Linked DNA regions of Mus musculus: region 1 is linked to region 2. Evidence: chromatin loops called from intact Hi-C (ENCODE). Cell type or tissue: heart. All regions are shown on one strand. Links, peaks and the distances in the headings refer to the core of each region. The heading gives the core; the rest is flanking DNA.

The links. Hi-C counts contacts between places; a loop is a spot of excess contacts. Peaks named below come from ENCODE experiments on the same cell type or tissue, not always from the same donor. Only the 100,000 strongest peaks of a DNase experiment are listed, where the experiment ranks them.
Region 1: a loop joins it to region 2, with 1.9 times the contacts of the local background. A loop is called at or near these places in 4 of 42 quality-filtered maps.

What each region holds. Positions count from the first base shown.
Region 1 is chr2:71,322,617-71,334,292 of GRCm38, forward strand. Slc25a12 (solute carrier family 25 (mitochondrial carrier, Aralar), member 12) reads right to left here. Exons shown (of 18, transcript NM_172436.4): 4 at 10,989-11,104; 5 at 1,360-1,499. Among named protein-coding and RNA genes, the nearest start is that of Slc25a12, 39 kb to the right of the region's middle. In heart, for the core only: no CTCF peak of the experiment used is centred there; a DNase peak (open chromatin) is centred at 5,275.
Region 2 is chr2:71,383,762-71,395,437 of GRCm38, forward strand. It overlaps Hat1 (histone aminotransferase 1), which reads left to right and starts at 5,499. Exons shown (of 11, transcript NM_026115.4): 1 at 5,499-5,543; 2 at 6,142-6,237. The coding sequence starts at 5,537. In heart, for the core only: no CTCF peak of the experiment used is centred there; a DNase peak (open chromatin) is centred at 5,410; H3K4me3 peaks cover 1,806 bases; H3K27ac peaks cover 1,429 bases.

The DNA of each region.
Region 1 (11,676 bases), core at 1,912-9,911, 60 kb before region 2:
TACTAAAGGATTAGCTTTATATGTTATATGAAAATTTATCCTTCCTGTCCCCTATTTTTTTTAATCCACTGTTATACTAGGATAGCATGTATACCAGGCAGAGTCATACACCTGGCCCTCGATCTTTGCTGAGATGGGAGACTCCTGGAGAGTGCCACTGATAGGAAATCAACGGGCACGGGCAAATAACGGGCTGGACTTTAAATGCACGAAGGAGACTTTAATAATAAGAGAAACGACTGGAAGAGTTAACATCACTAAGTAGAAAAATAAACAAACCCTGGACATCCTAAACAAATCAATAATTCTAGTCATCAATTAGAGGTGTCCCTTGGGTCACTATTTACAGAGAGCCTACTCATGTTTCCCCATATACTTTAAACCATCTCTTCCACATAGCCTGTGCACATCCTACATTTTTGCATTTACTGTTTAGTATATTTCCCCCCTCTCTGTATGCATGTGTGTGTGTGTGTGCATCCTGGTATACATGGGAGGTCAGAGGACAGCTTGCGAGATTCAGTTCTCACCTTCCACTACATGACTTTAATATATCAAGCTCAGGTTACCAAGCTTGCTGGCATCTGCCTTTACCCGCTGGTCCATCTCACCAGCCCCTCCTATAGATGTGAAATAATCTCTATACTACTTATAATACTTAAAGCTGCTGGGAGGGAGTGACATACACTTTTAATCTACCTCTACACTTGGGAGGCAGAGGCAGGCAGATCTCTGAGTTTGAGGCCAGCCTGGTCTACAGAGTGAGTTCCAGGACAGCCAGGGCTACACAGAGAAACTCTATCTCAGAAAAGGAAAAGAAAAACAAAACAAAAACCCACTAATGCAGTGTGAATACTATGTAAATGAATTATACTTTATTGTTCAAGGAATTATGACAAGAAAAAAAGTTTCTACATGTTCAACGTAGATGCAACTTTTTTTCTAAGTATTTTCTATCTGTAGTTTCTTGGTTCCATAGATGCAAAGCCCATAGGTATGGAGGGCTTTGTATCTATGAAATTACAGTCAATCCTATGACTATTGATCTAAATAAACTTGTGACATAATTATAGAAAGGTTGAAGGTGGAAAATATCCGAGACTGTGCTTGGCCGTGAGAGGCAAAAGAACTCCGAATCTCACGTAGTTAGAACTCAACCAACATTTTTCTTTAAGCAGAAAAATTAAGAAGGGATAATATAAGCTGACTACTTACATGAATGCACGTACAGGCTGAAAGAAAATGGCTGCATGAGTTTAAAGAGCTTGCTTCCATGAGAGGGGAATGAAGAATGGGGGTGAGATGGGGACTTCCTCCATCTCTGTACTAGACAATGCCAGTGCCCAGAAGGGCGCCTACCTGGAGGAACTGAGTGAATTCCACATAGTTCAGGTGCTTCTTGCGGTTGTGCCCAAAGTGCAGCCGGATGAACTCGCAGTCCCAGTTAAAAGGGATGTGGTGATGGATAATAGTCTGCCCAAAAATCTCCTTGACATTTTCTTAAAAGGGAAAAGAAAACCGAATCAGTCCTGCTGATCAATGAATCATCCAATCCACTGCAATGCTCCTACAGAGGAGACTTGAGAAACGTTTAAAAAGTCAAGACCGGCTGCTTCTACCAAGAGGAACTGCAAATCTCTTTGTGCCCAGAAACCCATGCAGGAGCACAACTGATACAAAGTATAATTTTTCACTTAAGATTGTATACTGCTACATATAAGGCCATGAGATTCTTAATTTCTCTTGATTTAATTTTAATTAGGAAGCGATTTCTATCTTGCAATATAAATAGCTGCTACTTTACATTCCAGCATAAAATCAATAGTGTTTCCCTGGTTCCTCAAGGAGTCGAATTAAGCCTTTTATCAGAAGCGTGAATACCTAAATTACAGTATAATGCAATATTTGTCATACTAAGTATGGTTTGATTGAGGCATGATTATTACATTCACACTAGCCTGAATATGACTATTGAAGATAGCTATAAGAAATACTACCAACAGCGTATCATTAGCTCGGCAGTAAAGCACCTTATTAAAAGCTGATAGTGTCAAAAATAGGGTCTTGCCACAAAGCCTTGAAATCCCCCTAAAATCCATGATTATTAGTCTGAACTATTAAAAATGTTTTAAGATAAGTGAAATTAGTGATCCACTTGTCAATGAAGAACCATCCACGGCATGCTAACTTCTCATTAGGTACCAGTCACGCTGTAAGATACAACCAGAACTCCGTTGCTTGTCTTCATGCACCAGCGAGATCATTCACTTTCTTACAGTTTTCTTATTATGAAAATTGGTTCACAAATGACTGGTACTTTAACAAGCATAGACTGGGTAGTCTAATTTAGAAGCTCATGCCCCCCCCCCCAAATCACTAGCAAAGTTAAGAAAGCAGGAGCCTTTTTAGTAATGTTTTAACTAAATTATTTTCCAATTTAAGCCAATTTTATTAGTGTAAGAGTTTTACCATCAATAGCTATCAATTATCCTAGAGAATTAGTAAACATAGGCTTGATGTTTTACAATTGCCTCTAACTATGTTGTTTTCTCTGATTTTGACAGTCTTTGAATACAACGCTAGTCTCAGAACTGGCAATGGAGTAATGGATTCTCTTTGTTTTATGTACCTCTTTTTCTTAATGAAAATGCTGCATTTGGGCGGAACTACTCCTAATGTCACTGGGGAGACGGGATTCTCATCTTCTCTCTCAATGGATGCAAGATTTCTTAGCTAAGTAGCAACAAGATCTCAGAGTTTTCAACCTTTGTCAAGTATATTCATCTTAAATAAACATAAGCTAAACATTGCATGGGGTTTCTATTCTGAAAAGACTTCAATATCGATTCATGAGATTCTGGTTCAAACCAAGACAAAAGACCATCCTTGAAGCTGGGGTCTGGGAATGTAGCCTGTGTAGAATGCTTGCCTGTCATATACGAGATCATGGATCTAATCCCCATCATCCTCTACTCAAGAGGGATGAAGGGGGATGTAAATAAAGTTTCAGGTTGTAAATATATTAAAGCTTATAAATTAATTAAAATAGTAAGTATTGTAAAAAGTTTAGAATATGGGGTGCTAATATGAATATTTTTAGGAGCCATCTAATATAATTAATTAATTAATATGAATATTTTTAGGAGCCATCTAATATAATTAATCACTCTATTCTCAAAAGAACCTAAGTTTGCTTATTTTGGAAGTCAAACCAACCAGACATGGTAATGCTGGCCTTTAATCCCAGCATTTGGGTGGCAGAGGCAGGAGGATCTCTGTCAACTGACGGTCAGCCTGGTTTACATAAAGAGTGCCAAGTCAGCCAGAGCTACAAGGTGTGACCATGTCCCAAATACAAAACAAGTCTAACAAAAAGGTACTTAAAAGATTAAAAAATGCAATGAAATGCAGAATAAGAATAAGTCATTGCAAATATGAAGTTATGCTAAGGTGGCTAAAGAAAGGAAGCTATTTCACAGTAGCTTTTAGTTTTAAAAGTTGTAACTCAGAACGTTCAATTATTTAATATGCAATGTATCTACTGCTGCATAGCAGGTCTGAGTTTACTTAGCATGATGCTATCTCTAAAACAAAAGGAGAAGAAAGCTATCTGCATGATTTTATGTAACAGCAGTTAAAACTGGATCCCTTTTATATGTTTTGAAAATATTAGATTCTGGGCTGGAGAGATGGCTCAGTGGTTAAGAGCACTGACTGCTCTTCCAGAGGTCCTGAGTTCAATTCCCAGCAACCACATGGTGGCTCACAACCATCTGTAATGGGATCCGATGCCCTCTTCTGGTGGGTCTGAAGACAGTGACGGTGTACTCATATATAATAAATAAATAAATCTTTTTAAAAAAGAAAGAAACTATCAGAATCTTAAGTGCAAAACAGCCTCAAAGACTCAGAACCCTTCAAACAAACAAAATTCAATGGCTTCAACTTTTTTTTCTGACATTACCAAAAGGATATTTACTAAATTGTATTTGTTTATTTGTTTATTTATCTGTGTATTTATTTGTGGTATTGGGTATTGAACCTAGGGCCTTGAGCATGCTAGGTAAGCTTCCTGCTACTGCTGTCTGCTTTATGCTACCTGTAGCACTGCCCCCCCCCCCCCCACCTTCTTTTTTGAGACAGGGTCTGGGTTGCCTAGGCTGGGCCTGAACTTACTTTGAAGCCCAAGAAGGCTTCGAATTTACAATCCTCCTGCCTCAGCTGCCAAGTACCTGAGATTATAGGCTGACACTATCCGGCCTAGCATAATTTTGTTTGGCTTGGTTTTGTTATTTGAAATAGGGCCTCATACTGTCTGTCACCCAGTATGGCCTTGAACTCTTGGCAATCCTCCTCCTTCACAGCCTCATGGCCGGGATTACAGGCATGAGCTACCATACTAGGCTCACAAACTAGACTTATAATGCATATTTGAAAACAATCCTTATAGATAAAAACACCTCATTAAAGTGGGCTAACAATCAACCCTATGCCCCGCCAATGCTAAGCAAGCACTCCATCACGGAGCTGAACGAGCCCTGTAATAAAAACTTAAATGGGAAGTTCTTTCTTACTAACTTCCTAGCTGTCTCAGAACTTAGACGCTGTTCGAGCCATTAAGATAATGATCTAAATTAGTCATAGCAGGCTCTCAAATACAGAAGTAGCATTTTTCTCAAATTGTACTCGGACATTTTCTACTTCTCCCCAAATGTTCCCCCTGACAGCTCTGTGTATGGTTTCATGGTGACGTCATCCCCGTTGAGTAACCACTCCATCACACTTTCAGTCCTTTTTTTTTTTTTTGTAACACCCCAGGCTCAACTAAAGTGACTAGGGCTAATAAGACTGTGAACCTATCCAGCACCTCGTGAAATGTCATCTCCAATCTGTCCCTATTCTATTACTGTCGCCTGAAGCTGGCTCAGGAATGTCACAGAGACGATTTAGTGAACTACTGGAGACTTAATTTATAGTAGCCACTATTCTGCCCCTGGGATGTGTTAACAAAAACCAACGATGTAAAAGTCCTAGAACCAAGAAGCGTATTCCTGCACGAGGCAATGGCTCCATCAGCTGCTGCCCTTATCTTCCTGAGTCTTGCATGACCTGAGAGGGGAGACCACCATGAACCCTGAGCATCCCTGATCCATCTCTCTGTGTATCAAGTTTCCCACCCCAAGAAAATCCCATCTTCCAGTGGCACACAAGGATCTTTAGCCCTAAACAGCACTCTGTATTAGTACTATTTCTGAGGCCACAGTTCTGGCCCGGCGTGACTAGCACATCTTGGCAGCAAGATCATGACCCAGGAGGCTACACTAGGTTGGCACTACTGGAAGAAACAGGAAGTCCATTCATGTTTCTGACAGAGGAAAAACAATAGACCATTTTTTCACTTCCTGCAGAGAACATGGGCTTAGGGAAAAATGAGCTTTATAATTCCTTTGAAGGGGGAATTGGGGCCAGATAACAAAAGTAGCTTGCCATTATGTTCTCTTTGCTCAAAAGGAGAGGAGCGCGTGATTTGTCTGGAGAGCAGGTAAAGGTGAGAATGTGATAACGTAAAAATGCTTCCCCCCCCCCCCGAAAAAAAAAAAGTCTATTAGTCAGTTTAGCTGTACCAGTCACTTATGAAGACTGGACTAGGTGAAATACACATTGAAGCATATTATGTAAATATGTCTTAACAGAGGTTTCTGATTCCCCGGCAACCCCCACTGTGTCTCCCCATCTCATGCCCCCCCTTATCCCTCCCCTGGTTCTTAGGGACGCTTCCTGCAAGGTCTTCAGCACCTTTCTGCAGTACAAAATTACCTCTGACCGGGGCTGGCACTCTTCTCCAAGCCTGCCACCGTGCCCGCTCCGTGACTGAGCCTTGAAGGAGCTGCTGTACCAACGCTGTGGCCAGAGAACTCCTCCTGTAGGTATACAAGCCATCAGCCCCGTGACACAGCCCGCCTACCATCAGCCCAGCTTGACATCTGACTTCAAGGATTCCAGCAGGAGCCGCTGCTTCCAACTTAAAGGCTTGAGACGGAGCAGTCTTTATTGCCAAGGGAATTTTTTTTTTTCCTCAAACAGCTTGGTTTCACCTGCATAGTTCTTAGGGTGAAGTCAAGAATGGCCCTTTGGATACCTGGGGTAAGTGGTGACTATCCTTACAGTGTACAACGGAAAAGACAGGACAGTGACACGTGTGGATGTGCTTTTCAGTGCAGGAGAAATTGGGAGGAAAGAGGAGGAACAACTAGGAGCCCAGAAAAGAAAACAAACAGCAACAATGTAACAACAGAAAAGATCAACACCGGGAAGTGGTGGAGGAAGTCCCGACCAACCGGCCTCAGCATGCAGACTCCCTCAGCTTCCGCCTCTACTTCCCCTCTACTTCCAGGAAGGAATTAGTATCCTAGGTGAACTCCCCAGGCACTCTGTAGGGGAAGTGTTAACCCTTTACCTACCTCCAGAAGGGATTACTGTGTGATCAGTCAAATAGAGGAGTCCTGCTGCCAAATATACATAAAGGTTCATTTCTCAGGAAAGATGAGTTCATAGTTAAAGAACATCACAGAAGCTACAAGCCCTAACAGTCTACTATCACGTGGCATAACACCCTGCCAATACTCCCCTTTAATGTCAAACTCTAAGCTACTTTAGTAGCCTTGTGTATTTTATTCAAAATGGTCCTTTATGATGCCGGAAAGCAATACAAAGCATCTTAAATTTTCTTCCTGATTTAATCAAATACCCGTGTGCCTCTATTGCACACCAAATGATCATAGTCTATGGCCACTAGACTCTCACACTATCCACGTCTATAGTTATTCTCCACAGAGAAAAGGCACATGTACTACCATGTCCTGACACTTGGAATAACAACTGTTGTTATGGCTTCCCCTTAGAAGGGAGTCCACTTAAAAGGCAAGTGCAGAATACATTTTTTACTTGCTGTACCCTGTACAACCTGGACAACACAGTACTGTATCAAAGGCATTCCTGATTTAGAAGGCTTGTGCAGTATGGGTGTGTCCTTGGGAAAGCTCAGGGGGACCAGTTTCCGGTCCTAGGAAATCCATTGGAGTGCAATGTGCACAAGAGTTTAATAGAAATTCTAGAGCAGATAGCATGTTTTATATATGTTTATTAGTAAACAAGTAAGAGTTTCTTCTGATTATGTTCATTGATTTTAGAATCCAATCTGTGTTAGAGCAATAAATACCTTCTTTAAAAGTTTTTAAGATCAATGCAAGGCAACATATGACAGCAGGATGCAGTATTACCACTTGACAGGGATCAGGTTACCGCTACCTAATTCTACCCAGCAGGATACCAGGACACTAGTGGGTAACAGTGAGACACGGCACATGGACACTGTATCCAGCACATGCAACGGGCTCCACAAGGCTCAGGCCATCTGGCAGTAACAGAGATACAAGCCATTAAGTAATTACCCACAGCATGCATTAAAAGTTTATTAAAGATTATCAAAGAAAAAATATTAACTAAATCTTTATTTATTTATTTATTTATTTATTTATTTAAAAACGAAAGAAAAAAAAAAACAGAACTCCAGAATCCTTTCCTGAGCTTTCATTCTGAAATGTAAGTCCTCTCTGCAGAATGGAGGCCTGTCTGACAACAGCAACAAAAACGCCTTGTCTGGCACCCAAATCAAGGTTTGATGCTGTTATGTATATAAATATAAATAGTTGCTATGATGCTACAGCTTAAATATACAGCTTGATGTGCATAAAAAGCACATCTAAAACAAAAGGATGCAAAAAGAATGAACAAACACATAGATAACACCAACACTGTTGTCAAGAGTCCAAAGACCACAGCAACAGCAACGTGTGACTGGCCTGCACTCCGTTGCAGTTTGCATCCAATATGGCTCCTTACTTTCCCTCGTGTGCACAGAGAAAACTGTACCTTAAACAGCTCCAACTAGGAAATGCAAGGCCATTGGGTGCAAAGGGTTTAACTCTAGTTAAAGTGAATACCAAATTTCTTTTCCCTAAACATGTGTCTCAAAATATATAAGAATGATTCATTTTATTAAACGGATACAAACTGACCTTCATCACAGACCCACAAATCCTATAAAAAATACACTTCAAGTTGATTATTTCTTTACACAGAAAAGCTGGAGACTTGGGATAATCTTATTACATGGCATTGGCTGAACACAACAATTTTGATGCTTGTTTTCTCAAAGATGTAAATCAGATTCTTATCACTGCGTTCAGATTGGTTGAGAAAGCTGGCCTAAGGCGGGGCTTGATCTCAGTGGCAGAAAGCTTATCTAGAAGTCATGAGACCCTGGGTTCAACTCCCAGAATCCAGAATCACACACAAACACACAAAGAAAAAGAAAAAGAAGGAAAAGAAAAAAAAAGAGAGAGAGAGAAATATTATCTAAAAGTGGATCCTCAAAACTAGGGGTAGACAGGAAGAGGAAATGATTAAAGTCCTATAAATGAGATCAAGGGAGAGAGAAAGGAGAAATGGGGGGAAGAGGGAACCAGAAGTCACAGGGCAAAGACCCTGGAACTTCTAGTTATTCCACAATAATCATTTTCTTTTTTAAGATTTATTTATTTATTATATGTAAGTACACTGTAGCTGTCTTCAGACACTCCAGAAGAGGGCATCAGATTACATTACGGATGGTTGTGAGCTACCATGTGGTTGCTGGGATTTGAACTCGGCACCTTTAGAAGAGCAGTCGGTGCTCTTAACTACTGAGCCATCTCGCCAGCCCCTCCACAATAATCTTATCTTCATATAATGGACAGAAAAAAAGAAAGTAAGTCTCTGAGGCAGGGGGTTCATATGTCCTTCAGATTATGGTAGGTGCTACTAAAAGTTCAAACTATTTTTTCATCCTGACTATATTTCTTAAAACCCTAACTTATAAATCATAATTTAAGGGGGAAAACAAACAAAAGAGCCCTAAAATAATAAGGGTAGGCTGTGCTAGCCATGAGCTTTTATCTCCATGAAGTAAGGTGTGTGCCAGCTGCTCAGCTGCTTTCCATGTTCATTTCATCTCCTAATCAATAGTGACAGGAATCTGTTGATGGTCTGTTGAATGAAGTGTCTTTGGTGACACTTAAAAGGCACATACACGAATTGGGGAAAGCAACCAAATGGAGGGAGGGACACAACGCTAAGGCGGCTGACAACATAAATTAGAAATTGATTTTGAGAAACCTAATTCTTGTTTTTTTCGTTTCTTGAGACAGGGTTTCTCTGTGTAGCCTTGGCCATCCAGTCCTGAAACTGAAGACCAAGTGGACCTCGAATTCATGGAGATCCACCTGCCTCTGCTGGGGTTAAAGGAGTGTGCTACCACCACCTGGCTGAGGAACCTAACTCTTGATGTTGATGTGCACATGACGTAAGCTCGGGGACACTGCCATTAACTCAAATTCTCCTGTCCAGTTCCCCAACATCACTGTGCCACGTTTGCAAGAGAGCTGTGTGTGCACGTGTGCTACCTACTGCAAGGAGACCGCTCAGCACTATCACTCACTCGGAGTTAGAGACCCTGTGCTTTCTCTATAGTTCTGGGTGTATTTGTACCAAGTCAACATTCTTCAGGAAGCAAAATGGCCAGAGCTTGCTGCAAAGCAGGGAGGATGCCCAGCTATATGCCAAAATGTAAAGACCTCTGCAGGGTATTTTTAGGGGAAAGTGTTCTTCACAGAGAAGGGTTGAGCCAATGAAGAGAAAGGGGAATGCCAAAGTAGACAATGTGCCCACCAAATCACAGGCAAGATGCAACTGGTCCTTCTGACAGACCTATATGTTCTCAGTTCTGACAATTATGGTGAAGTTGCTTCCTTTATGGTTTTCGTTTTGTTTTTTTAGGACAAGGTTTCTCTATGTAGCCCTGGCTGTCCTGGAACTAGACCAGGCTGGCCTCGAACTCTCAGAGCTCTACCTGCCTCCTATATGTAAATGAGTGACACTTCTATTATAATTAACGAATCAGAGAGAATGAACAGTGCTGTGGTTTAGAGAAAGCCTGAATGTCAAGGTTTTCTTTACAAATATTTGTGCCAATTCACACCATAAAAGGGGGTCAACTTTACTCATGGAGGATGAGAAGTTCTGGGAAAGTAAACCTCGAAGTTTGGCTGAGCTGACTATTTGAAAATTACAAGGATGTAAAGTTTTATGTTATTTGTTTTTATTCATTATAAAAACTGCTTTCAATTTTTAAAAGAAAGAGAACAGGCAGAAAAGAGGGCTCTAAGTCTTTGAAAACACTACATTGTTTTTTTACTGGAATGCTGCTAAAGAAAAGATTAACCAACACTTTTATTAAGATAAACTAATTTCTACCAATGATCGTCTTTAAAGATGAATGATAGCTGAAGAAATAAAGGGAAAGAAAGGAACGGAAAATTCTAGTTTGTATACTCGGGAGAGACAAGTCTCCTACAGAAGACTTTAAGTCAATTTTTGCATCCACCTCGGAAGACCATTCTATTCTCTAGGCTTTGTTCCCTAAAACCAAGGCTCTAAAGGGGACATTGGGGAAACTCCACCATCCCTGCCTCCCAGTGGATAGAAAACAGCAGAGTAGCAATATTCCCAAGGTACCATGGAGAAACTCCAAACTCCCTATTCAAAGCTAAAGTAAAACAAAGCCCTTTAGAATGAAGGGACAAGCTTGCTGGGTGTGCTTTTGCTTCACGTGGGCTTCAATGAAAAGCACTCAGTCCACTCCTTAGCACATCCAAGTCTGAGTGCTTGAAAGAGCTGGAGCAACATCACCAATAAATTCACTCCCCTAACACGCTGAAGAATGTGACACCACTTTTACTTGTATAAACCACTTTTGGAAATTCCTACTTCACTCACTGAGTAGGTCCTAAACAAACAACATACACTCAGTAACTGTATCTGGGAGTGAAGAACTGGACCAGCACTGGGAACTTTACTTATTACTTATAATCTTTTTTGTTTCCCCTTACCAAATGTCACCTCTCCATTTCCGCTCTTGTCAAACAGTTGGAAAGCCACTATGAACATGGAATCTGGAGCACATAGAACAGATTCAAATGCCAAAAACTCTTGATAGGAGATCAACCTGGAACGAAATATAAAATGTTACCGGGGCTGGAGGGATGATGGCTATTAACATGCACTGCTCACTGGGGGGCCCAGATTTGGTTCCCAGTACCTACATCAATCACTCAATTACCTGTAGATCCGATGGACACACATACACACACACATACACACTCTCTCACACACACACAAATAAAGTAAACTTTTTAAAAGTTACAGGCTAGTAGAGGACTGGAAAATACTGGATGTTGTTATGAAGCAGAGTTGGAGTTTAATAAAGATATTTTAATATAAGTTAAAGCAAGAGGGTTAAAGAGGCCCCAGGCAAAAGTCACATACACCTGACAGACAGTATGGACAGGTGCTTCTCACAGAAGGTCCAAATCCTACCCTGTGGTGGATGGGCCGCAGCTGTTCTTGTAAACCAATTACCTAAAGAATAAAGGAGCCAATCACTGGGCCAAGTAGGTAGGGCTTCCGGGTTGGAGAGAGGAAGAGAGGAAGCAAGAGGGAGGGAGGGCCTTTTTGGAAGAGGATAACTTGTAGCTGCTAGGGTTTCCGGTATCTTGGCAGATCCGCAAGGATTCTCCA
Region 2 (11,676 bases), core at 1,247-9,246:
GTCATGACTGGTTAGCTAGTCTTATAGCAGGTATAGAAGGCTTTGCCAATTACTTATGGGTCCAAGGCTCTGGTCCTTGACATGGCCCTGTCTGTTTTGTCCAGCCAGCGGCTCACATGCCTAGGTTCTATGCTGGAAAGGCATCTTGGAAACCTGGAAGAGAAGGGCGGGGCTAGGCGGAGCGAAAGAGAGAGACGGAACCAAGACAACAGTCAGATCAAGGTTCGGATTTTACTATTTCTGACACTGGGTTAGGAAGCAGGGGAAGGGGCCCTTTCCGGCCAAATCATCTTGGAGTAAGGTTGCAGGTGACCACGTGATAGCTCCGGAACAGCTAGGTGGCTGGCAGAGGCAGTGGGAATCGTCAGCAAGCTCCGCCCCGATGCTCTCTAACACTGAAACCTGAGCAAACAGGCTGGTGAGGTTACACCTGTCCATGTCACTACACTACAGGATTTCATTTGTTCTTTACATATTTGCTCCAGACTTCCTTGGCTTTCCATACCAAAAGACAACATTGGGTTTTCTGTCCACCTAGGTTTGGAGATAGGGTCTCTCATTGGCCCAGATAGGCTAGGCTGATTGGCATTGAGTCCCAGGGAATCTGCCTTTCTGCCATCCCTGCTTTGGGATTACAGCTTGGCCTTTGTGGGTGTTGGTTCCATGGGATTGAACTCAAATCCTGATGCTTCCAATGCAAGCACTTTACTAACTGAGCTGTCACTCCAGTCTACACTCTCTTCTGACCGTATATTCTATATTCTATACTATAATATTTACAAATTCTGCCGGGCAGTGAGGCATGTCTTTAATCCCAGCACTTGGGAGGCAGAGGCAGGTGAATCTCTTTGAGTTTGAGGCCAGCCTCATCTACAGAGCTAGTTCTAGGACAGTCTTATTTTGATATAAAGCCTCCCTATCCACGTCTACACAGGGAAAACCAATCTTGAAAAACAAACAACAGTAACAACAAAATTCTTTCTACAGATTTCAAGGCAGGATGATGAATCTGACTGGTCTATATACACTCAACCCGTAGCAGATATATAGTTGCTAATTAATTCCTTACAGTGTAATATGGCCTTTTACTCTGAAGACAGAAGTGCCTTTGGGCTGGGGCAATTCTTGGGTATGTAAAAGTACTTGCCTGACAAGTTTAAGCATCTGAGTTCATATCCCTGGAATGTAGGGTGCAGAACCTATGATGCCTGTAATCTCAGTGTTCCTATGGTGAAATGGGAGGCAGAGATAACTAACCTGATGTACACAGTATGAATGAGAGTGTGAGGGAGAGAGACAAAGACAGAGTGGGGGACTCTATTCAAAATAAGGTAGAAAACAAGGGCTAGTACCCACAATTATCTTCTGATCATTACATGTGAGCCATGGCACATGCATGCCTACACACACACACACACACACACACACACACACAAACAAACACACACACTTACTTCACAAACACAATACATATACATACAAGAAGGAAATGCCTTTTTCAGATCTTTCATGCTAGATTTCATGCTATCTTGTTACCAGTTCCTAGGCACACAGCATGTCAATATTTATTTGATCTTTACAAATAACTCAGTTTTATGCCTGGGAAGGTGTTATTATCTCCGCATAGTAAAAAAGGCAAGGTCAACCATGAGACAGTAGTAGAACTGGACTCGTAGGGCATTGAACATTCCACATAGCTCTACTGTCTTAATCACACACGGCAGAACACCATAGCCATTTGTAAAACTCATTCTGCAGTTGTACCAATCACATTCTCAAATCCTCTTTAGTACAAGGTAATATATGAATACAATAAAAAGGGGAAACTCCGCTATAAAACAGGAAAATGCTTTTAAAATTTTGACTCCGCTATAAAACAGGAAAATGCTTTTAAAATTTTGATATATATATATATATGCATATATATACACACATGTATATATAAGAATATATATATATATATATATATATATATAGAGAGAGAGAGAGAGAGAGAGAGAGAGAGAGAGAGAGAGAGACAGGCTCTCTCTTGAAACTCCTGGCTATCCTGGAACTCACTCTGTAGACCAGGCTGGCCTCAGACTCACAAAGAGGCACTGCCTTGGGCTTGAGTGCTGGAATTAAAGGCATGTACCACTATGCCCAGCATGTTTGATTATTTTTATTATCACCTTCCTGAAAGAAGATGTTTTTTGTTTCTGAGATGAACTGCATCTAAGCACATATTCTGAGACATTTAGAAAGTATGGGTAAACAGTTCGACAATGAGGATCAGAACTGTAGTCTCGGCTCCTCAGTACTTCATACTAATTCTCGTCACCCTAGATCAAACAAGCTCATCGTACTTCTTACAAGAGTCATAATTGCTTAGCTACAGATAAAGACATCTGGAGAATGATAAGCCGGGGTTGGAGAGATGGCTCAGTGGTTAAGAGCACTGGCTGCTCTTCCAGAGGTCCTGAGTTCAATTCCCAGCAACCAGATGGTGGCTCACAACCATCTGTAAAGGGATCCGATGCCCTCTTCTGGTATGTCTGAAGACAGCAACAGCTATAGTGTACTAACATACATAAAATAAAAATAAATCTTAAAAAAAAAAGAAAATGATAAACCTTGCCATTTTGAACAAATATTTTTCCTTTCAATTTTTTAAAATTATATTTATTTGTGTTTTATTTATTGTGTATTTATTTGTGTGTGTGTGTGTGTGAGAGAGAGAGAGAGAGAGAGAGAGAGAGTGTGTGTGTGTGTGTGTGTGTGTATGTGTGTGTTTTACAGCACTTATAAAGAGGTCAGAGGACAACCTATAGGAGGATGAGTTCTCTCTTTCCACTATGTGGGGCCTGGGCATCAAATTCAGGTTGTCAGGCTGGGCAGCAGGTGCTTTCACCTTCTGACCCACCTCACTGGTCCTGTTTCCCTTTCTGATCAATCATTAGTAGCATTGACTTCATATTCCTATCTGAACACTATGACTGTAATCTTGTATGTAAGAGTTTAAAGAGCAGGGCCTCAGTGTTCTTGCTGCCTACTCTAATCTTAAAGGGCATTTCTAGATAGCTAACACATAAATACCAGGCCTGAGTATCTGGAGGACTGGGCTCATCAGGACACTGGAGTAAACTGAAGATGAGCTTGGCAACTTACCTTGGGCTGACTCCTTTCTCTTTTCCTCCCTCGCTTGCCAGCCCCACCACCTCTCTGTCTCTGTCTCTCTCCAGATCTCACATAGCCCAGCTGACCTCAAGCTTCAGTGGCCAAGAATAACCTGAATTCCTGCCTTCCCCCCCCCCCCCCCCGTGCGGGGCGGGGGGGGGGGTGTTATAGGTATGTGCTGTTGGTCCTTATCCTCTTCTTCCCTTTCGCCTTCCACCTCTTCTTTTGGCAGATTCTTCTCAATCACAGTTCAGGTTAACCTCAAACTGATGAGTTGATGTTCCTGCCTCAGACTCCCGGGTGCAATGAGCTTAGGCACAATCTATCACTTTAGCTATATATTTTTTTTATCTCTAATACTAGAGAGCATATTAATTCTAGACTATTTCACCACGTGTGATGGTTAGTTTTAACTGTCACCATGGCATAGAACAAAATACACACATATAAATGTTTATATACACACATACATGCATATATGTATTACATACTACATACATATATACACATATATACTATATAACACATACATATATGACCCACACAAACCTATATTAGTGTGAGCATGTTTGCTGGGGATTGCCTTGATCATCTTAATTGATGGGAGAAGACTCACTTTAAGTGTGAGCAGCACCTTCTGGTAATGGCCCAGGTAAAAGGCAGAAAGAAAGCTTTGCTAACTTGCCTCCTTAACCTTCATTCTCACTGGAGAGTTCATTGACCTTTTTGGTGTGTAAGGGTCCATGATTTGCTGAAGGATGTCACCCTGGACTCCAATAGTATGTAACCACAAAGAGTGTTGAATTCTGCAGAAGTCTAGCAAGCTGGGTCTCCCATGACCCAGGTAGAGAGACACCCAAGTGAGCTCAGAGGCCTGATTTAAAGCACATTAGGGAGTTCTGGGGTAGGTGACCTCTATGATAATCTGTTGGGTCCATCTCTACTGACATTCCATTGCCGGGGTAGAGAGGCTGTAAACTTGTTGGGGGAGGCCTGGAAACTGCTGCTGACCCATTGTCCTTGCCTCGGGCCAGACAGGTGGCCAGACAGGTGGCGGGCCGGCTTCGGAGGCCTGGACTTGCCTGGACTTGCCCAGGTCTTGGTAAGAGATTTAGGCCTAACCTCCTTAACTGCCAATTTGAAGCCTGTCATGGAGTCAGCCTAGCCTTCTCAAGCGCTGGTATTAGAACCTTGCTAGGCAGAGACCCAACAGTTCTCCAGGAGTCCCTCAGGTCTTCACAGGCAGATTGGGCTGAGGCTCCTAGCTTTGAGGACTGACCACCAGGTTTTCAGCATTTGCTGTGAGACAACCACTGTCTGGCCTCTCCAAGTGTACCACATAAGCCAAGGTGGTAAGTCATCTTTTAATATATGTTCATTCCATTGGTTCCTTCTTTTCTAGAGAGACCCGATATACCAAAGATCAACTTTCCATACGGCATGCATCATTTTAAAGCGTATCAGCAAATGTGTTGACACCAGGGAGTCTGGTATTTGAATACCATCGTAGAGGTAAATAGCAAATTATCCTCTGGGAGAAAAAAAAAAATCCAAAAGCAACTAAATAATAAGGCCCATGATTAAAAATGGGTAGTATCCTATGATTAGTTCAAGCCACTAGGACCTCATACAAGTCCAACTAAATCAAGCCACTTGAGGTAGTGTTAGTAACCACTTTTAGTGAGCTAAATGGTTGTCCAGAAAACTTAAGAGCAAAAGCAGGTATATTTCTAAATTTTACTTTTAATAGTTGTGCACGCTAGCATGTAATCAGAGCACAGCTTTCGGGAGTCTTCCATTTTGGGTCCCTGAGTTCTTTAATATGGCACTATTTTTCAATTTGGGAGCACAAAGAAAGTCTATAATGGGTTAGTGGCAGAGCCTTATGTCTACCATAAGTATGACTCTGAATTGGTCACCCAGCTCCAAAATACGAATAAAATTCAGAGGAACCTTTTAAAATGGGTTATGGCAAAGTTGAATCAAAAAGTTTAAAAACTTCGAAATGAAACCCCCACAGAAAAACTTGCGTTCGGGCCAAAAGATGGGAAGGACAATCGCCTTAAGCTGTTTGAGAATTCACATTAATTTCTAAGCAAGTCTCTAGTGGCCAGCAAGCCGCACAGGCTGGGACGCCGAAGACATGGGGTGAGGGCATCCTCACGTGCGGTGGCTAGGCAACCGCGGGCGCCTTCTCACGGTGCTAGCCCCGCCTCCTGAGGCACTTCCGCCGCCGCGCGCCTGGACCTTCTCCCTCTCATTGGTTCGTGGCTCGCCGAGGATGGGCGGGGGAAACGCGTAAGTCCTTGCGGTCACTTCCGGCCCGGGAGCGCGCGGGTTGATTTGTCCTTCCTCAGCTGCGGGCGCTCGGAGCTCGGAAATGGCGGGTAAGTTCCCGGGAAAAGTTTAGCAAGGGGAGGAGGCGGGTGCTTCTGGGGAAGAACGTTGAGGCGGCCGTGACAGTGGCCGCCTGGAACTTTCGGGCTCTAGCAGAGGTTCCAGAAGGCCTCTCCCTTCCGCGAGGCACTGAGGGTCGGGGACTGGCTCCCGGTGGGCCGCGCTCGGCGCCACCGCCCCCGGTGCTGACGCTCGGCGCCTCCCGTGGGCCTCCCGGGCCTTGAGCTCAGGCAAGGCGCTCAGTTTGGTCTGGTGGAGCGCGGTCTGCCTCGGAGCCTTTCACCCCCTCGTTCCCCTTTGCTCACTGTCGCCCTAATGTAACCCATTAGGTCCAGTTCCCGCCAGCTGATCCTCTCCAGGGCCCTGCCCACCTCCCTCCCAGCCAACTTCTGAGCGAGCGCGGTGCTGCTGCCCTGCCCTGGTTCAGGGCACACTCAGGGTCTCATAACCCTTCAGGATTCCTGAGATCATTGTTTTTTTAGATGTCCTTTGAGAAAGTCGTTTTTACACTGCCCAACTTGTCACTTAGAATGGAACTTCTGTGCTGTGTGTAGTAGAATCCTCTTGCTGTGCTTTATTCGTTTCTAGCCTTGGAGAAATTTCTGGTGGAGTATAAGAGTGCCGTGGAGAAGAAACTAGCAGAGTACAAGTGTAACACCAACACAGCAATCGAGCTGAAACTAGGTGCGTATTTCCTTTCAGAGGAGTTCTGTGTGTGCAGCCCTGTATTTAACAGAGCCTTTAAAATAGGAAACACAGCTTGAGGTTAAGACGATTACGTAACAGGTACTTTCTGCGTTGACTGGACATGGAGATTTTAGGCAGTTCTCTAAGTTCATGCGGTAGAAGGGGTAGGGGAAAGATAGTGATAAGAAAGTGAAAGATAGTGTGGCAGAAAGTATATGTGATCTCATCTTAAAAATTGCAAATACACCAGGCAGTGGTGCCGCATGCCTTTAATCCCAGCACTTGGGAGGCAGAGGCAGGCGGATTTCTGAGTTCGAGGCCAGCCTTGGTCTACAGAGTGAGTTCTAGGACAGCCAGAGCTATACAGAGAAACCCTGTCTCGGGGGAAAAAATTGCAAATGGGGGATGGAGAGATGGCTCAGCTGTTAAGATCATTGACTGTTTTTCCAGAGGTCCTGAGTTCAAATCCCAGCAACCACATGGTGGCTTACAACCATCTGTAATGAGATCTGATGCTCTCTTCTGGTGCTCGTACTTACATATAATCATTCAATCAATCAATCTTCAGGCCCCAGGGAGCAGGACTGGTAAGAGCACTGACTGTTCTTCCGGAGGTCTTGAGTTCAAATCCTAGAAACTACATGGTGACTCACAAACATCTATGATGAGATCGGATGCCCTCTTCTGGTGTGTCTGAAGACAGCTACAGTGTACTTAGATATAATAAATAAATCTTTTTAAAAAAAATTGCAAATATGATAATAACAGCTGTTGGTTAGGATGTGGAAATTCATGGGTTGCTGGTATTATATCTAAAATGATATAACAACTTTGGTTTGGAAAAAAAATTTAAATGTATTTTATGTTCATAAGTGCTTTCTCTATCTTCATGAATACCAGAAGAGGACATCAGATTCCCACCATGTGTTTGCTGGGAATTGAACTCAGGACCTCTGGAAGAGACCAGTGCTCTTTTTTTTTTTTTTTTAAAGATTTATTTATTTATTATATGTAAGTACACTGTAGCTGTCTTCAGACACTCCAGAAGAGGGCGTCAGATCTTGTTACAGATGGTTGTGAGTCACCATGTGGTTGCTGGGATTTGAACTCCGGACCTTCGGAAGAGCAGTCGGGTGCTCTTATCAACTGAGCCATCTCACCAGCCCTAGTTTAAAAAAAAAAACAAACATAAATTAGCTACGTGAGCCAGCCCTTTTATTAGGTGTCTGTTCAAGGGAAGTGAAGATGTTCATTTATACATGAATACTTAAAAGTGAGTTATTTACAATAGCCAAAAAGTGTAAACAACTCATAAAGCAGTTGGTAAACAGATAAAGTATGCCATAGTTATTCAGTGGAATATTGTCTGACAATAGAAGTTCTGATACCTGTCACACAATGTGGAGAAATCTGAAAAACATGCTAAGTAAAAGAAGGCAGGCAAAACCAGTATAGTGTGTCCATTTGTTTAAAATGTTCAGAAAGGACATCTGCAAAGACAGACGGTAGAGAATCATTACCCCAGGCTAAATGTAGGCTCCTGACTGTCCTGGAACTTACTCTGTAAACCAGGCTGGTCTTGTATTTCCCTTAGTGATGGACCTGAAATCATAAGCCATTTAAATCCTTGACAGAGTTGCTTTTAGTCAGTGTTTTATCACAGCGCCAGAAATGAAACTAGAACCAATGCAACTAATCCAGTGATTGTGACAAGAGGTCATAGTTTACTGAACCTTCACTCCACAGACTCCTAATCAAGATGGTATTTTCTGTACTTACATATGTTATTTTTCTAAAACTGGCATTCTGTTATATAATGTGCTTTCTCTGCAGCTTGAAAATGTGTGATGTATACATAACAGTTTGCACACATGCAGAAGCCAGTGGAGGATACCCGCTTTCTTTGTCATTCTCCACTGTTACTTCCATGACATGGGGTCTCTAGCAATTTCTGCGAGAATGGCAGGGCAGTGAACTCTGGAGAGCCACATATTTCTACTTGTGGTGTATACCTGTAATCCTAACACCTGGGACGTGGAGGCAGGAGGATCAGGAGTTGAAAGGCAACCACAGCTGCATAGAGGTCAAGGCAGATGAAGGGAATGTACTATTCTTTAGTGACATTGCCTCCCACAAAAGTACCCATACTACCACCATATTTTTGTTGTTATAACCTGTTTTTTTGTTTGTTCGTTTGTTTTTCTTAACATAATTTGTTGTTTGTTTCTTTTTTTTGAGATGGGGGTCTCTTGTAACTGAGGATGGCTTTAAATACCCCTTGACTTCCAAGTGCTGCAATTATAGGTGTCCACTACCATATCTGGCTCTTTTTCTTTTGATCTGTCTATGTTATCTGTGTATTAACTGTTCCCCTACATGTGTAAAGAGCATAGTGTATATCTACTATGGATTCCTTTTTTTAAACACTTTTTTTTAAAGATTTATTTATTTATATGAGTACACTGTAGCTGTCTTCAGATGCACCAGAAGAGGGCATCAGATCCCATTACAAATGGTTATGAGCCACCATGTGGTTGCTGGGAATTGAACTCGGGACCTCTGGAAGAACCGTTAGCACTCTTAACCACTCTCCAGCCATCTCTCCAGCCCAGACTTTTTTTTTTTTTTGAGATGGGATTGCATTGTGAAACTCTGGCTTATCTCAGCCCTTAGGCTTAAGTGAACCCTCAACCTCGGATTCCCAGACAAAAGCATTTGGTCATTACCATTTTTACGTGTGTGTGTGGTTAGATCTCCAGGACTTTCTTGTAAAACAAACTCTGTGTAGTGGTTTGGATATGTATGACCCCTATAGACTTTTTGTTTGAATGGTTGGCCCTTAGGGAGTAGAACTGTTAGGAGGTGTGGTCTTGTTAGAGTAGGTGTGGCCTTGTTGGAGAAGTACATCACTGTGGAGGTGGGCTTTGAGGTCTCTTGTACTCACAAGCTATATGCCCAGTGTAGCAGTCTTCTGCTGCTTGCTGATCAAGATATAGAGCACTCAGCTCCATCTCCAGCACTGTGTCTGCCTGCATACTACCATATTTCCTGCCATGATGCTGATTGAGAGTAACAAGTCTATGGGGGCCAGACTGTAATTGGCCCCTGTCCATAATGTGTAGCAATATGAGGAGGTGTGTCACTGTGGGGGTGGGCTTCTATGCTCAAGCTATGTGCAGTCTGTCTCCTTCCATGCTTCCTGCCATGATTCTAATGGACTAAACTGTAACTATAAGCCAGCCCCAATTAAAGGTTTTCCTTTATAAGAGTTGCTGTGGTCATGGTGTCTCTTCATAGCAATAAAACCCAAACTAAGACACTGTGCCTATTAAATATCTATTTCTCCCAGACTCTAGCCACTACCATTTTATTTTCTGTTTCTAGAATTTGTCTGAGATAACATCATAAAAGTGTAATCATACAGTATTTGACTATTTTTAATTTAACATGCTACCAAGTTTCATTCACATTGTAGTATATGACATAATTCCTTTAAAGATGAATTAATAGCATTCATCTTTGTGTGTCTGTGTGTCCATCCATCCTTTGTCTAGTCAGTCTGTTGATAGACTTTGGGCTGCTTCCAACTTTAAGCTATTGTGAATGAATATAGTTGTGTGAATATCTTCTTTGCAAAAATCTAGCTTTGAATTTTGGTTATTTACGCCGAGGTGGAATTGTTGGTTCATTATAGTTTAGGGAATGTGTGAGGGGTTGGAAGTTATTGAACTTTAGCTTTATGCATGCTCACCAAATGCTGCTGAGCTACCCAAAAGTTCTGATCCTTGTGTCTCCATCTTCAGTGTGCTGGAATTATAGGTGATTACCATCCCATCTCAGTTATATGGTGCTGCAGATCAAACATGTGGCTCTCATGCAGGCTAGGCAAGCATCCTACCAGCTGAGTTACATGTCCAGACATACCTATTTGTAATTTTAAAAGGAACTGTCAACAGTTTCTATAGCTACTTTTTTATACCCATTTTTCATTCCTACAAATAAGGCACAAAATTTCAATTTCTCCATATCCTTGTCAGCATTTATTTTGATTTCTCTCTCTTTTTTTTTTTTTTTTTTTTTTTTGCTATCTTTTTATTTACAGTAGAAGAATGTGAGGGGAGGTTTAAGCGTATGTGGCATGCACATGCGTATGTTCAGATGGAGGATGGTTTTTGAATGTTTTACCTTATTCCTTTGAGACAGGATCTCTCCCTATGCATGGAGCTCTATTTTTTCTACTAGACTGACTGCCAGTCTAGTGGTCTTCCTGTGGAGAGCTCCATTCCCTACAGCTCTGAGATTATGAGTACATGCAAAACCTCACCTGGTTTGTTTTGAGGGATCTGGAATCTGAATCCAGGTCCTCATAGTCTTGGAATTAACATTTTCCCAAGAGCCCTAGACTCTTTCAGTGAATACTACTTAGAGGCCAAGGTTTGGGTGCTAGATAAGCTCATTCTGTTTGTTGCTCTGACATAGTGACTGTGTGTCATAGCCCGCAAAGCTTTGTTGTATTCCCTGGGGGCCTTATCCTCTGAAAGCTCATTGCTGCTGTAGACTGCTTTACTCATATTAGCTTTACCTATTTTACAACTTTAAAATGTTCATCCTTGAGTGCTGGGGGTTGAACCTAGGGTCTCCACAAGCTAACTATATGCTTTACCACTAAAATATTGTCCAGTCCTATTGCTAGAACTTTATTTGAATAGAAGTGAGGTCAGATGTGGTGGCACACTTTGGAGGCAGAGGGCTACATAATGTCTCAAAAATAAACAAGTAGAGGTTGTTATTGCTGTTTATGTAATTCACTATAGTGGTAGATTTGTTTGTTTCTTCATTTTCTTTCTTTTAAGATTTCTGTATTTTATGGTATGAGTGTTTTGCCTACATATATGTGCATTCCATGTATGTCTGGTGCCCTTGGTGGTCAGGAGAGTCAGACTGCCTGAAATAAATGGTTGTGAGCTACCATGTGGGTGCTGGGAACTGAACCTAGATCCTCTGCATGAGCAGCGCATGTTCTTAGCTACCGAGTCATTTCTCCAGCCTTATGTTAATTTTTTAATAATTTGCATTTATTATCGAGCTAAATACTCTAGTCTAGACGTTAAAGATTTGTGTCTTTTTTTTTAAATTGACTTTTAAAATTTATTTTGTTTTTAGGATGGGTTTTATTCATCGTAGGCTGGCCTCAGACTTGCTATGTAATAGCTCGGGATGACCCTGATCTTTCTCCACCTCTTGAGTGTTGGCATTATAGCATGTCAGTTTCTGTGGTACTAGGACTCAAACCTTGGGCCTCACGCATCTTAGGCAAGCAGTCTACTAACTGAGCAATGTCCCCATCCACAAATTTATAACTCTTTGTTATAAAGTACTTTACCTCTCTTTCCAGTAATAAAAACATCTCTTCATCTCTGTTCCCTCATTAACTTC